Regions from separate parts of the Mus musculus genome. Here region 2 is linked to region 1. Evidence: chromatin contacts called from ENCODE POLR2A ChIA-PET data. All regions are on one chromosome and are shown on one strand. The core of a region is the stretch at or near the end of the contact, and the rest is flanking DNA. Distances in the headings are between cores, read along the strand shown.

Region 1 (4,462 bases), core at 654-3,153:
TCAACAGCAATCATCAGCCGAACGAGATTCTATGAAAGTCATCATATATACACAAAGTACGTTCTCAGTTAGGTCCCCCCACCCCAGTCCAATGCTATGCACATACACCACACCACACACTGGAATCACTCACCTGTAAACCCACAAGTATGGCACTGCTAACAGAACCTGGAGAAAAATAACAAACCTTGAAAAGGCTGGATATAAGGCCCTTGCCCCCACACTACCCTTTGGTTTCTCAGGTGTTCCTGTGTTTTCATTAGCAGTCATAGTGAGCTAGTTTGATTCATCATAGAAACAGCAAACCTAGTGAACAAACCCCATCCAAAATAATCTAACTAACCTTTGAATGCCTGAGATTTGTCACCAGGAAAACCTGTGGAAGAGTAACAAGTAGTTATTTTCAACCATCAGGACAGAATTACAATCTGTCTGTCAGCACTAACTGCCATCAGAACTCTAACATGCTATAAATTCACACCTTCACGGAGTGTTCAGTGTCATCATTTCAAATCATCTGACAGTTGAGTTTTTAAGAGAACAAAGGCCTTAACATAATGTGTCCTCTAGAAATACAAATAGTAAGCAGCAAAAAAGTGTTGTGCTGCTTCAATGTCTGTCTTGACTATTTTCCCTAGGGAAACCCTAAGCTCTACTTGGACAATTACCTGCACTCATCCTGGGAGGTAGCTCGAACTCTTCATGTTGTCACAGCACCCTGGAAACAGAGAAACAATGTCATTTTTAAATGTAATCACAGCCACCTCAGCACCTTCTTTCTTCAGCCCATTTCAGTAGTAAGATGACATCATTGCAACTCAGCCATATGCTTGTCATTTACATTGTTCATCATTAAGTGGCCATCTAAATATGTTCCCTAAGGAAGCACCAACCATCAATACCTACCTGACTACAAGCAAAACGTGTTATTTGTAAAATTGAACAGGCCTGGCTCCAAAGTGTAAAGGGCTTTGAGATGAACCACATCTAGAACAGAAAAAAAAAACCCCAAACTTCAATAAAAGACTTTATGCCAAACAATCCAAATACCTGCCACAGATTGTGCTACTCAGAGAATTTTTGTTTTCTCCACTAAACCATCAGAAAGAGAGAGTTCAGTTTTCATATCATCCCCGTAGCACACACACAACTTATACTCAACAACCAAAAAAATCTGGTAAAACCATTAACACTACTTACTCTGAAAAGAGAGCGTACACCCATCCTTTTGTAAGGTGGCACCTCAAACCTGTAGAGAAGTTAGCATCGGGTTACTTCTACACCAAGAAATCTCTAAAGGATGAGAAGGCTGTGATGTAGGGCCAGCCTCCTCAGAGTTACTTATCCTCACAGATATATCAGTACAGGTCTGTGAAAAGGTCCTCATCATAGGGGGTGGCCTTGCACTGCCGCCACCATTTTGTCCTTCACAAAATCCTGTCATCTTTAGGTCTTGAATGCCCTAACATGGTCTCCCCGCTAAGACTACGGAACAGATTACCAAAGTCCACATTTATTAACGCTGCCCACGAGGGTCTTTTAAATCACCAGAAATAAACATTACGTAAGAAAATACAGGCGGCGGTTCACAACAGTGACAGATAGGTGTTTGTGATAAAAGCCAGCCGCAGTTATAGGAAAGCTGATTAAGAGAAAGACAAGAGCCAGGCGTGGTGGCGCACGACTTTAATCGCAGCACTCGGGTGGCAGAGGCAGGCGGATTTTAGTTCGAGGCCACCCTGGTCTATAAAGTGAGTTTCAGCAGGACAGCCAGGACTATACAGAGAAACCCTGTCTCGAAAAACCAAAAAAAAAAAAAAAAAGAGAAAGACAAGAAAAAAACAAAGTGAAAACTACAGCACATAAAGACGTAGAGTACTTACCCCGAACAAGGAAAAATGAGGCCGACAAGAACAACGTGTGGCCTATAAATAGCATCTCGCAAAGGCCCACGGGATTTGGAGGTGGGACTAGGACTCACGCAGGCGCTAAGGTAAGCGGTGTGCGAGCCGGAGGAATTGTGGGTAGAGGAATCCGCCCAAAGGGGCGTGCGGAGAGCTCCGCCTCTGATTTTGCAGCGCGAAAAAGAGGCGCAGGCGCTTTAGGGGAGTGCGACGCTACGCCTTTGGCGCTGCGGCTAGGCGGTTCTTACTCACTGCGGGTAAAACGTCATCGCTGGAGATTTTGGTTCGCGACCCATACAGCTCGACTGTCTGGGTCACAACTACCAATATCCATACGTTGAGGCGATTTCTCACCCTCACTCACGCTAAGCCGCGTGTTGATCCATCTCTATGGATCCTGAACCTACTGAACACTCCACCGACGGTGTCTCGGTTCCCCGCCAGCCGCCCAGCGCGCAGACGGGGCTTGATGTCCAGGTTGTCAGCGCAGCGGGCGACTCAGGTACTGGGCCCTGGGCTGAGCTCGGTTGGATTTTCGCTTCCTTGCATGAAGCCTTTTAGGGAAACCCAGTCGGGACTAGAAGCCCTACGTCATTCTGGAGACCGATTTTTGTGTTTTGCTTCCTGGTCTATTTTCGCCATGTTCTTGGCCCGGATTGAATGAAGTAGGGCCAGCATTTAGATGTCATTTATGGAGCATGTTGCATGTTTTGTTTTTAGCAGTGCTATAGATTAAAGCTGCTGCTATGTGCATGTGTAGATAAGTGCTATACTACTGAGGCTGACAATTCTCCACACAACTGGGCTTACCGTTTAAAGCACCCAATATGAGTTAATATTCCACACTCCTAAAAGTTAGGGATAACCCTCATTTTATGCATGGGTGGTCTTAGATATAAAGAGCTCTGGGGGGAACAATCATTAGAATTTACCAGTTTTCTAAGTCGCAGCTATAGACTGGTTATTGAGAGTGTGCAGTAGCATTATAGTCATATGCATATAGCAAACATCTATATGCAGAAGCTTGCCTTTCGAACAATTATCATTACTCTCATACTAATTGCTCTTCTGCATGACCTCACTTAATAATCCAAGTTGGAAGGTGGTAAGGTACAGTTATGGGTGAGAAGCTCGGGTCCCAGAGAGGTTAAGTCATTTGCTGACTGTTACCCAGATAAACAGTATCAGATCCAAGGTATAAATCCAGGCAGCCTGATTTCAAAATCAGCACTTGCAGAAGACCCTGGTTCAATTCCCAGCTAGTAGCCATCTGCAGTTCCAGTTCCAAGGGATCCAGTACCCACTTCTGGCCTCCATGGGCACCTGACACACACGTGGTACATACACATCTAAAGTTTAATTAAGAAAAAATAATGCTGGGCATGTTGATTCATGCCTTTAGTCCCGCCCTAGGGATGCAGGCTCAGGAGGAGTTTGAGGAGCTCAGCGGCTCAGCATGTACCACATAATGAGTTCTTGTCAGCCAGGGCTACATAGTTGAAACCCTGTCTCAAAAAAGAAAAAAAAAGTATTTTAATTTTTGTCTTTTTTTTTTTGGCTTTTCGAGACAGGGTTTCTCTGTATAGCCCTGGCTGTCCTGGAACTCACTTTGTAGATCAGGCTGGCCTCGAACTCAGAAATCCGCCTGCCTCTGTCTCCCGAGTTCTGGGATTAAAGGCATACGCCACCACGCCCAGCTTTGTCTTTGTTTTTTGAGACAGGATTTTCCTGTGTAGTCCTAGCTGTCCTAGAACTTACTTTATAGACTAGTCTGGCCTCAAACTCACAGAGATCCACCTGCCTCTACCTCTTGAGTGCTGGGATTAAAGGTGTGCAACATCACAGCCCAGCTTTTTTTTTAGCGTGGATTCTGTAGTGTTTACAACTGGGGTTGAAGTGATGATTCAGCAGTTCAGATCAAATGGTGTTCTTGTAGAGGACCTAAGTTTAGTTCTTAGTACCCATGTTATGTGGCTTATAGCCACCTGAACCCCAGCTCCAGGCAATCTAACTCTTCTGGCCTTTTTGGGCACCTGTACACATGTGGCATATATTTGTGAATACACAAACATACACATAAATAAAAATTAAAAGGAAAAGAAAACAAAAGCAAACCAAAACAGAATCATTCCATTTTCCAGATGAGAAGAGTGATATGCACATACACACGTGTGTGTGTGTGTGTGTGTGTGTGTGTGTGTGTGTGTGTGTGTGAGAATGTATGTATGTATGTATGTATGTATGTATGTCTGTCTATATATCCAACAGGATCTGGGAGAAGGGAACCAATAAATAAGGCAACTCTGTCTGCCTCCCTAGTGCTGGGATTAAAGGCATGCCACCACACTTGGCTCATATAAGCATTCTTGACTGAAATACTATTTTCATTTCCTAGAATTCTCTTTTGAGTTATTTGTTCTTTAATTAATAAGTTGAATAAAATCATGTGTTTCATCTTGTGTTTATATTGAGCTGTGTTTCAACTTTTAAAAATTACACCTTAACTCATTGCTTTTTTTCTTATTTATTCGTGTGTGTGTGTGTGTGTGTGTGTGTGT
Region 2 (4,462 bases), core at 1,251-3,750, 270 kb before region 1:
ACTTCCAAACCATTAGCACTAAGTCTTGGATGACTCACGTGCCTGTCTCTCTGAATGTCCTGGTTCTCTTCACAATGTCCCTTTGCATAATCTCTTAGGGACAAGAGCTTTAGAAAGGAGTTCAGACATCTTCCAGATGTCATCCCTACGCCCCCCTCCAGTCCTTTACTAGATCAGCTCCCTTGTTCCCAGTTCCTTTCCCACACTCCCCTTGCCCCATAACTCAGCTCAGGCCGAGGAAGTGGCCCTTAAATGAGGGGTTCCCTTCTACTGCACAATCTGCACACTCTACAGACCAGATACAGGCCTGCCCTCCCCCACACCCCCATAGTTTTTCAAGAAAAGGAAGCTACTAGTTCATTCAGCTTGGGAAAAGGAAAAGAGACCCACCCTACCCCCAGAGACTTCCCTAATAGGGCAGGACCAAAACAGTTCTACTCACCTAAGCCATTCTCAGTGTGGGGAGAGGCCCTAAACATTGCCCACATTGCCCATAGCATCTTCCTGTGTGCCCTCCCCTCTCCCAGTCACCTATGAGGACAGTATCATTGATATGAGGACATGAATCATTGGATCTTGTGAATTCATCCCATCTAGTATACGTTAGGTACAGTAAGATGGTTCCTGCCATTGCTAAAGTTTAAGGGCAAACTGTTTCAAAACCATTTGTTGGGAGTCCTTTTTCTCCTGGGAATTCCAGGTCACTTTCCAAGGATCCCCCACCCCCATCCCCCCAACTACCTCCAGAAGCTTTTCTGCAAATCCCCTCCACAGAACAGGGACATTGAGACAAGTACCCCTGGACACGTGTGTCCTCAGAGACAGCCTAGGGCCACACCCTGCCAAACCAGGGTGCCAACCCAGACATCATGCGCACAATCTTCTGTGGTCACATTGTGCAGAAGTGACAATAGAGTGAGCAGGCAAGCACACACACACACACACACACACACACACACACACACACACACATACCAGGGACACTACGTTGTCAAGGCTCCACTCCATTTGACTTGTAGGATATCCCCGGGTCACCCCAAGAGTCTTCAGTGCTCATCGCCATGTACAGCTAGCCCTGATGTCAACCCAACGCCACCAAGGTTCTGCGTCCCCCAAATCTGCCTCGGCACTGAAAGGGGCTCCAGCCAGAGGAGGCCCAGGCTCCCGCACACTGCACATCCCCTCCCTGCATGGGAAAGCCTTACATAACACAGCTCTCTGCACACACCCTAAGCATGTTGCCTTTCCAACCCCACAGTAGGATCTTGCCCCCCGCCCTCTCCGCTGGCGCGCACTGCAAAAGTGAAGGGTTCCAAAGGAGAGCAGGGAAGTCCTTCACCTACGCCCTGCGCTCCGGCCCCCACCGCCTACACACGGCCTCTTTCCCCCTCCGCTTTGCCCCTCACCCCCACCCCCACCCCCGAATTCTGGTTTGAATTAGTCACCGGCTCCAACCACTACATTCCTCAGGCTGCTGGAATCCAGCCAGGCGCTGGGGCGGGGGCCATCCCGCCCGGACGAGTTTGGGAGTGGGGTGGGGTGGGGAGAAAGCACCGCCCCTAGAAGGAGCAAGGGAGGTTCTGGGGACTGTGTCGATTGCACAGCCCCCTCCCCGCCCACCCAGCGCAGGAATCTCCCTAATTATGTCCCCCACCCCCCCTCCCACTCCCACCCATCCCACAGGGAGGCACGCTGCAAACTTCCAGGCTCCGACGCCCTGGAGAAAGAAGGGAGTTTTCTGGATCTGGAAACACAGAGGGGCAAGACTAGGGCGGGGCAGTTGAAGGGGAGCTGTTAAAGTCGCCGCTAGGAGCCAGAAAGGGAGAGGCTGGTGGTACAGAGCAGGGTGGGGCCGAGGGGAATCCGGACGCGAAGTTCGAGATGGAGGTGTGGGGAGCCGCGAAAGACAGCAGAGGGGGCACGCGGTGCAGGGGCGCGGGAGGGGCGATGGGGCTCTTGGAAACTTCTCCAGTAAACATGGTATAGGAACCAAGTAGCGCTCTGAGCCGCCGCCCCAAAGAGATGGAATCGGTCAGGGACCACCAGATCAGGAACGCCCTGCACTGCAGTTGGAACGACAATACATCCGCGGGAAAAAACTAAAAGCGCAGCAAAGCACACTTCGAAGCGATTTTCTAACTTAGTTAAACTTGGCCCCAACTCCGGAGAAAGAGCTTTACTCCCGAAGCGTGACGCGTCGCCTGCCCCGGCGGCCGCAAGCGGCCAGGTTTGCTCCCAACAGTCGGAACCCTCGTAGTGACACTACCGCAAATGCACCTTGTCCGAGTCCCTCTCTCCCCTGGTCGCCCGAACCCTGGCCCCACACCTTACCGCCCAGCGCTCCGCTTCCCTACCTGCGGGCTCAGCCCCAGGACGCAGCCATAGCCGGCGAAGGGCCCGAGGTCGCAGTGCTGACTGCTGGCGACGGCGAGCCCCAGTCGGGGCGGGTCTGGCAGGGCGGACAGTGCAGTCCCCGCGGCAGAGCTGCTCCAAGTGGCCGGGCCCCCGTGCGCGGAGGCGGCTCTTGTAACTCGGGCGGGTCTGCCCGGAGCTGTGGGGAGAGGGCGGGGCCGGGCGGGGCCCGAATAGGGCAAGGACCCGAGAGCACGACTAACACTGAAGCCACCCTGGAATGGGCCGGTGAAGGGAGAAGGTTGAGGGGGCTCAGGGACGAGGAGGCGTCGCCTTTTCCCCTCCCCTATCCCATCTATTGCTCCTGTCCCGGCTCTGGATCTTCCCACCCCATTTTAAACAGTGTGTGTGTGTTCACCGGCAAGAAATTCCTGGAAGCACGCAGGGGCACAGATTCACAGTCGGAATCCAGAGTCAACCTAGTCTGCAGAAGAGCCAAGAAGCTCAGATGATTCAACCTCGACCTCCAGCCTCCACACAGACCTTTGAGCTTTCTCTCAAGCTCAGATACATTAATCCCAGGCCCCAGCCTCCTCTCCCAGTTCCCAGGCTTCTTGCAGCCTCGCCCCGTTCCTCGCCTTCAGGCTCTCTCCTCTTCTACAAAACACACTGACTCTAAGACTTAGATCCGACCCCTAGGAATGGAGTCACCTATGCACCACACCACGGTGCTGTTCTTCATTGCAGCGACACCAGTCAGGCCTGCAGCTGTTGGACGCACCATGGAACAACTCACTCTCTCCTGTAAACTCTGTCCCCCATGCCTTTTGGGTATTTTATTTGGGGGAGGGAGCACAGACTGTGTAGCCCGGCCATCACAGAACTGGCTAGAACTGACAGCCTTACAGATTCCCCTGCCTCTGCCACCCTGGGACTAAAGGCATGAACCACTATGCCCCAGTAAGCTTGAGGAACCCAAGATCCAGCACTTTCTTTGCATTCCCAGGCCTTCTGCGCCTCTCACAGCTCCTCCCCCATATTTCCATTTGCAAGTTGCTCCGCTCCCCAATTTACAGCCATTTCCCACAGCCACTTCTAACTCTATGTGGATTTTATTAAATGCTTAATGATGGGGTTGCAGAGATGTTCTGGCTGCATCCCCCCTCCGCACCTCCCTTTTTCTCCTTCCCTATTGAGTTCTACCCTCTCTGGCAGGTGGCTACCCAGCTGCCCACTCCAGTTTCCCTTCCTTCCCAAATGCCCCAAGAGGCCTCAAGCTGGAGAACTGAGACCTTGGCCTGAGGCAGGAGCACCTTCGCTCCAAGATCATGAGTGGGCTGGGGCTGAGACCAGCCCTGCCCTGTCCTCTGAAATGGCAAACATGTTTGCAGGCTAAAAATATCAGCCAAGTCTGCTGCCAGCCCTGGGGGCTGTGTCCAGGTCCAGTTACCACACAGGGTACAGGCGATGGGGGGAGGGAGACAACAGAAGGGAGTGACAGAGAACAGACACAGATGTAATGGACACACCAGGGTGGAGAGAAATGTAGGTAGAAATTCAGACAGGCATGGACATGTAAAGACAGGCAAAGCAGAGACTTGGCTACTAACATTCCTCTCTCTCTCTCTCTCTCTCTCTCTCTCTCTTTCTCTGCCCCTCCTCAAACCCACTAGACATCACAAACACACTGTCAATTGGCTTAACAGCCCCCCCCCTCCAAATCTACTCCCTTCCCAGCACACTCCCTACGGTGAACTCAGTAAGTTCCAGGCCACCCAGAGATACCAAGTGAGGATCAGGCCAAAACACATTTCAAAAAATAAAACTCAAGAGCCAGTCATGTTTTTTTTTTCCTTTTACTTAGTGTGCATGATCATGTGGAGGCCATGGGACTTGTGAGGGTCTCTTCTCTCTTTCCACTGGGATCAAAGAGGTCATGAGGTTTGGTGGCAACTACCTGAACAAGTCATCCCCTAGCCCACAGTCCTGATTTACTGAACCAGGGTCTTACAGTGTAACCCAGGCTGTTCTGGAATTCACGATATAGGTTTGGTTGTCCTCAAATGACAACAATTCTGCCTTAGCCTCTCAAATGCTGAGATTACAAGTC

Evidence for each region. ChIA-PET counts read pairs that join two places held with the same protein, here RNA polymerase II (POLR2A).
Region 2: POLR2A ChIA-PET joins it to region 1 with 14 read pairs in embryonic stem cell. The contact joins the promoter of Ahnak here to the promoter of Snhg1 in region 1. POLR2A ChIA-PET finds 5 or more read pairs at or near these places in 4 of 5 experiments (Patski and embryonic stem cell).

Annotation. Positions count from the first base shown.
Region 1 is chr19:8,720,928-8,725,389 of GRCm38, reverse strand. It overlaps Snhg1 (small nucleolar RNA host gene 1), which reads right to left and starts at 1,903. Exons shown (of 10, transcript NR_002896.3): 1 at 1,884-1,903; 2 at 1,201-1,249; 3 at 907-987; 4 at 669-718; 5 at 344-376; 6 at 134-168. LOC115489078 (a small nucleolar RNA gene) reads right to left here and starts at 1,397; the gene lies at 1,326-1,397. It overlaps LOC115489084 (a small nucleolar RNA gene), which reads right to left and starts at 1,139; the gene lies at 1,065-1,139. It overlaps LOC115489083 (a small nucleolar RNA gene), which reads right to left and starts at 858; the gene lies at 789-858. It also overlaps LOC115489082, LOC115489081, LOC115489086 and a transcript of Slc3a2 not described here.
Region 2 is chr19:8,987,322-8,991,783 of GRCm38, reverse strand. It overlaps Ahnak (AHNAK nucleoprotein (desmoyokin)), which reads right to left and starts at 2,500. Exons shown (of 5, transcript NM_009643.2): 1 at 2,355-2,500.